Regions from separate parts of the Homo sapiens genome. Here region 1 is linked to region 2. A link is a contact called in ENCODE Hi-C or POLR2A ChIA-PET data. All regions are on one chromosome and are shown on one strand. The core of a region is the stretch at or near the end of the contact, and the rest is flanking DNA. Distances in the headings are between cores, read along the strand shown. Region 1 holds the start of STAM (signal transducing adaptor molecule). Region 2 holds the start of NMT2 (N-myristoyltransferase 2).

Region 1 (3,096 bases), core at 306-2,805, 2.5 Mb after region 2:
CTGGCAATGCTTTGATCCTTTAGACAATGTTGCCATGTATACCTTTGTTCATGTTTTAAAAGAATGTCTTTAGGATTAATTTGCCGAAATGGAATTGCTGGGTCCTAAGGTTTTAAAAATTTTTTTACATGCTTCCAAATATTTCCCTTAGGAAGATTATACAGTATTTACACTTCATCCAACAGTATGTGAGTGTCTGACTCCTCACATCCCTGATTCTTTGCAATTTTTTTCTTTTTTTGAGACGGAGTTTCGCTCCCGGGTTCAAACGATTCCCAGCCTCAGCCTCCCGAATAGCTGGGATTACAAGCGCGCACCACCACGCCCGGCTAATTTTTTGTACTTTTAGTAGAGACGGGGTTTCACCATGGCCAGGCTGGTCTTGAACTCCTGACCTCAGGTGATCTGCCGGCCTCGGCCTCCCAGAGTGCTGGGATTACAGGCGTGAGCCACCGCGCCCGGCCGATTCTTTGTAATTTTTACCTAAATGACAAAACATTATCTAACTGCTACTTTAATTTGCACATTTCACTTTTAGAGGTGGGACTTCATTTTTAATGAATTTTTAAGCACTCTTTGATTACTATGTATTAATCCTGTGTTGACATGTCAATATTAGTTTCCACGCTACATTTGGAGATGCCGTAATTTGCGGGATAATTTCCATTTACGTACAAGATGTGCTTACTAAGTTTGTTCCAAGTGGGACGCAACATCTCTAGTAGATGCTCCTTAAAACTTCTCCATCACACAGAGAATAATTTTTATTGGTTAACTAAACTTATAAGTAAAATAAATAAACCAACATTTTGGGTTGCTAGGAATCACTCACTGATCAACTTTTAGCTCCAGTTTTTTTCTGTTTTCTTTTTTTTGCTCAGTCTAGGGAGGCTATCTTGGGCTGTGAAAGACATGTCACCAACCATCACAGCTGCTGAGTGATTGCACGGTTAGTCAGTAGGTGCCAACGCCCTGCTAGAAGAGCTGTCTGCAGATTCCAAAGCCGGGCGTTCAGGGACTCCCGGGAAGGAGCCAGCGTTACCTCAGCCTCTCCGAGGGACACGCGCGCCCTGAACACTCCCCTCTTGGGATTCAGGCCAATTCGTTCAGCTCCCATGACTTCATCCGAGCAAGTTTGTCACCTCACGCAGCTAATTAAACTGTTTACCTAGAAGATGATCCAAAGGAATTTCCATTTCCTTCCAGAGGGAATACAAGGTTATGATAACCGAGAGAGCGAGAGGAAAAAAGGCGCACAGCTCGACCCGAACTCAACCTGCTTTCTTTCTCCTGGCTCTCCCAGTCACTCCTGGGGTTGTTAGTAGGCTTCAGCACGCCTGAAGGACCCCGTCCTACGGAGACTCCTAGCCAAGGGAAAAGCAGAAAACACAAGAACTAATTCCACTCTTATGTGTGACTAATTAAAAGAGGAGTCAGGCAGAGGGGACTCCCTGTTCAGCCTTTACCGATGGGGCAGGCTCGGGGCAGCTTTGAGACAGGCAGCGCCAAGGTCGCCCAGATTCCCGACAAGCTCCGCGCGGGGGCTTCCTCGGCTCCTTGCTGTTGCCGCCGCCGCAGCTGCTGCCGCGGTTGGTGGGGTTGGGTGAGAGGAGGAGCTGTCGCGGACCCTGTAGAGTCGGTCTCTGTTGCTCTTTTTGCCTGAGGAGTCTTCCATCCTACGTCGAGCTCTGACTCCCGTGCTGTCGAGAGGGAGTCCCCGGGGACACCTCGGCACGCAGCGGAGATGCCTCTTTTTGCCACCAATCCCTTCGATCAGGATGTTGGTAAGTGTTTTTGCCTCTCCCTGCCCATTCCTCACCGGACTGCACGCTCACTCTGCCAGCCCCTGCCTGCATTCAGGACCCTCGGGCCAGGGCCAAGGAAGAGCTCGCTCTTCCCCTTTCCTGAGGCTCCCTCCTTCAGAGCTGGGAGGAGGTTGAGGGCTTGGCGCATCCTCTTTGAAAGAAATGGGACTCATCCTGTGAAATGGGCCTTGAGCTAGGACTGTAGGTTGCCAAAGAACTGCTGAATGGGTTGGTGTAAAGGGCCTGGGAGGAGCAGCTGGTGTAGCATCTGGTGCAGGGACTGTGCTTCTGGAAGAACAGCGAAGGGCTTAAGGCGTATGTTGGCTAGATTAGGATTGTAAACCCTGTACCAAAAGTGCTTGCCTAGACAAATAAATGTTGAGCGTCTGGAACTGGCAGAATGTTTTAGGTAAGGTTCCTTAGAGGATTTTAAAATCTTTTGTAACGGTAACTGAAGGAGGGAGCTCTGGTTAAGGGTAGACTCTCAAACATGTTAGGAGCGATGAAGATGAAATACTTGGCAACGACTGAAACCGAATTGAGGACCTGAGCCTTTGGGATGTCTCTCTTAGGCTAGGTCTCTGCACTTTAAAAGGTGTAAAGAAGTGTGGAAGAAGTTGTTGAATCTGGAAAGAGTTTGAAATGCTACATTTTTGTTGTTTTCTGAATCACTGGTATTAGGTACTGATGATGTCAATTCAATAGGTTTGCTTTTGGTTTTTAATTTTATTTTATTTTATTTTTTTCTGACTTGAAGATAATAATTATGGGAATTTGAGTTTCCGGGGAGAGAATTTTGGTTTAATTTGAACGCACGTAGGAACTACCTTGGCACACAAGTGTGGAATGAAAGCAAGCCAAATACCATTTCCAAATCCCTTATGGCAGAATGTAATCATTACTGTGAATAAGGACAACCTTATGAATTTACTTGTCTTTGTGTATTTTAATTATGAAAGGTGGATGTTGAATTTTTCTTTTTAAACTCTTCCTTAGAGCATGTCACTGAAACTTGGAAGTTTATATAAGAGTAGAAAAAAGTTCACTCCTTACCTCTGCCACTTCTCAGCTCACGGTGAAATCATAGGCAAGTTAAATTCTTTGAGTTCCAGTGTTCTTGTCTTTAAAGAGGGGAAAACACATCATTCCATTCTGCAGTTAAATAATATGTCTAGAGGGCCTGCTACAGTACCTTTATGTGGTTGGCACTTACTAGATGCTACCTTTTTTGTTCCACCTTAAATGAGTGTCCTGAATCTTAGCAGTGGACAGAACCTTGGAGATCACCGAT
Region 2 (3,164 bases), core at 152-2,651:
TCTTTTTCTTCATTTGTTAATATTTTATAATGAATTAGAGGTCAGTCAAAAGTCCCTTTCTATAATAAATCTTAAAGTAGACAAGTAGAATGCAAATGATTTACACTTTCAATGATCAATCATTTCAAGAATCTCTCTACGAACTGAGTAAACCATCTGTGACTCAGGCCTCCCTATCATGTTTTTTAAGCTGACCCACTTCTCCATCACTCACCATGGTTCGAAAAATCTCACTTCTAAGGGTGTAGCAAGAACCGCTCTGTGCCAGCGCATAGTTTGAATCCAATAGGGTAAAAGGGTAATGTAAACAGCACTTTAAAAGGACACCAGTTTTTATTTAAAATGACCCACTGCCTCTAAAAAGAGAGCATCAACACCGGCCTTCACCTGAAGCAATCCTTTTCTCCAACAGAAGAGCAAATCAAGTCTGCAGGGTTCGGGGGCAAAGGGAAAGGATTAAGAAATCCGATCAAGTGTGAAAATGCGTGGTGCATCGAGTTTTGGAGATCAAATACCAGCTTTGCAAACAGGATACGGCCAGGTCAGCGGGAGCCCGGTTCAGGGGATCGGCCCTGCTCTGAAGAGCTCTAGGGACAGGCGAGGCGGTGCAAAGCCCAGTATCCCCAGCAGGGGCCGGGCCCGGGACCCCCTCGGCGCCAGAACTTTGCGCAGTTCGCCGCCTGCGGCCCCGACACCATCGGGGCACCTCCACGCCGCTCCACCCACGTCTTTGCCCATTCTTTTCGGGTGGCGGCTGCGGAGAGGGAGTCTGAAGGGACTTAACAAGGATGGCAGGGAGCAGAGGAGGGCGACCTCCTACCCCAGGCTGCGGCCGCCACAAAGGGAAGGGCGTAGCGCCTCTCCTCGGCGCCCACCGGAGCCACCCGCGGGCGAGGGCAACAGGCGCCTCCTGGGCCAGGCCGCCGGCGGGGATGGGCGAGGCTGGCCGGGGGCGCGCGGCAAGTGACAGTAGCGTCTCCCCGCCCGGGCCCCAGCCTCCCCGCCCACCCCGGGCCTCGCCTCCCCGCGCACTGCACTCTCCCGCGAGCCGCGCGCCCCGGACCTCACCATGGGCTCCGCGCCACGGAGAAGCCATCGCGGGGCGGAGCGGCCGAAGAACCCCCAGTCCTGGGAGCCACCCCCGAACGGGAGACCGTGGCGCGCGCGGTCCCCGCCCTGTCGCGCCCGGTGCGCCAGCGCGCCGCCCCTACCCTTTGGCGTGCTCCGTCTCCTCCTCATTGTCCCCGTCTATCCCGCACGTGTCCTGGTCGTCCAGTTCCAGGCTCTGCTGGCTGGCCGCAGACTCGCTGTCCTCCGCCATCGCGGCGGCGCTGGCTGGGGAGGCGGTGCTCGGGGCCGGGCCGGAGCGGCCGCAGCTCCCTCTAGTGCCTCCCGCCGTACTGCTTGGAGTCGGAGCCCGGGCGCTACGCCCCGCCCCGCCCCGCCCGCGCCCCGTCCCGCCCTCCGTCCCGCCCCCTCCCCGCCCTCCGTCCCGCCCCGCCCTCCATCCCCGCCCCTCACCGTCCGCGCCCAGCCCGCCGGCCCCGCCCTGCCCGCCGGCCCCGCCCTGCCCCACGGGCTTGAACCCCGCCCACCTCTTCGTCCCTCCCCACCAAGCCCCGCCTCTCCCCGTCCCGCCGGCTTCAATCCAGCTCTCTAACCCCGCCCGCCTCTGAGACCCCTCCCCTCCAGCCCCGCCTTTCCCCACCCTGCCGGCTTCAAACCCGCCCTCTAACCCCGCCCACCGCCGCAGCCCCTCCCAGATGGCCCCGCCCCTCCCCGCCCCGCCAGCTCCAACCCTGCTCACCCTGGCCAGCCCTGCACAGGGCCGAGTCCTGTACATCCAGGCCTGCGCGGTGCCTCTGCCTGGGGCTCGGCTCTCAAAGCTGCAAACGTGCAGACTTGACATCCTGAGTGGCGGCATTTTTGGAACACAGGCCATGCGATTTTACTTCTGGACGAATTAGGGAGCGCTCCCAGCCCGTGCAGGGGTTTTTCCCACTCAGGAGTAGGCACTCAGGGATGGGGCTTTCCAGAAACTCTTCCCGCCCCTCCACATACATGTTAACAATTCCATTTCGCATCTATCTATCCATCTAATACATTATAAAATCAAATTCAAAGTCAAAAACAGTATTTCCAGCCCTCCACCGCCCTGTCCCAACCAGGCTTGCAGCACTAAAACTCTTGACAGAAATTTTTGAGCTACCCCTGCTTTCCCTGGACACTACTACGGACGGCTCAGACCAGAACAGACATCTTGAGGGACTTGGGGACGTGTCCACGATGCTGGGGGATTGGACAGTTTCAGGTAGGCTACCCTGGCTTTCCCAAAGTCAAGGTCATGACCTAGATTTCCAAGCAAACGTGCACGGCCTTCTGTGCTGAAATTGTCCGCTGTCTCTCTCAGAAGAGGGAAGGGAGGCATTCTGTAGTACTGCCAAATAGAAGACCGGTGAAGTTCAGCCTCTCTTATTTGCTACTGCATTCTGTACAGAGCAGTCCTGTCCTTTGCTTTGCTGAGATGATCTTGTTCAAATGTGCTGCTAGGCCACCGGAAGTCTCCGCAGTGGTTTTGCAAAGATAATCATCAGAACCCGCTCAGTGAGGAAAATGAGACTTTAAAGAGCCACCTGAATTTTTTGGTGTGGGTCCTTTTTTTGCAGAAGATACTAGGAGCATTTTATGGCTTTTTTCCCCAAGGGAGACTATGTTTTTAAAACGCAATGAGCTAGAAGTATCAAAAGATGAAAACTGCAGAGCGATTTCAAAGCCCGTCAGCTGTTTGGCATTGAGACAACTAAAATTCTGTAAGAAGGGCAAATGGGGTCAAAACACAAAAGGAAATACAATATTGCCTTTAACAACGGCAACTATTTCTGAGGCAAAATGTCACATGTCACCTCTGTGAAACTTTAGGATAGAAGCAAATACAGATGAGTGAGGTTCCTGCAGCTCATCTCTGTGAACATGGATTGTTGGAGAACCCGCAGCCCGCTCGGGTAACCAACAGGAAACTGGCCAGGAGCAAGCCTATCAATCAAATCATCCACTCTAACCTGCCAGAAGGGTTCTCTAAAAGAGTTTTTAAAACTTAAGGCAAAGGAAACTCAGCAGTCATATATTTATCTGAATTTTCAAGAAGTTTTGACTAAGAACTGCTC

What was found. Hi-C counts contacts between places; a loop is a spot of excess contacts on that map. ChIA-PET counts read pairs that join two places held with the same protein, here RNA polymerase II (POLR2A). Pooled maps may share reads with other maps.
Region 1: a loop to region 2 is called in a map of naive thymus-derived CD4-positive, alpha-beta T cell, with 17 times the contacts of the local background. The contact joins the promoter of STAM here to the promoter of NMT2 in region 2. A Hi-C loop is called at or near these places in 1 of 168 maps with a recorded cell type or tissue (naive thymus-derived CD4-positive, alpha-beta T cell) and 7 of 50 pooled maps. POLR2A ChIA-PET finds 5 or more read pairs at or near these places in 1 of 52 experiments (Caco-2).

Annotation. Positions count from the first base shown.
Region 1 is chr10:17,642,596-17,645,691 of GRCh38, forward strand. STAM (signal transducing adaptor molecule) reads left to right here and starts at 1,556. Exons shown (of 14, transcript NM_003473.4): 1 at 1,556-1,784. The coding sequence starts at 1,745. STAM-DT (STAM divergent transcript) reads right to left here and starts at 1,323. Exons shown (of 1, transcript NR_110370.1): 1 at 1-1,323. RefSeq lists enhancers at 510-1,158, 1,159-1,808, 1,231-1,300, 1,451-1,570.
Region 2 is chr10:15,167,292-15,170,455 of GRCh38, forward strand. It overlaps NMT2 (N-myristoyltransferase 2), which reads right to left and starts at 1,402. Exons shown (of 12, transcript NM_004808.3): 1 at 1,212-1,402. The coding sequence starts at 1,321. RefSeq lists a silencer at 772-1,601.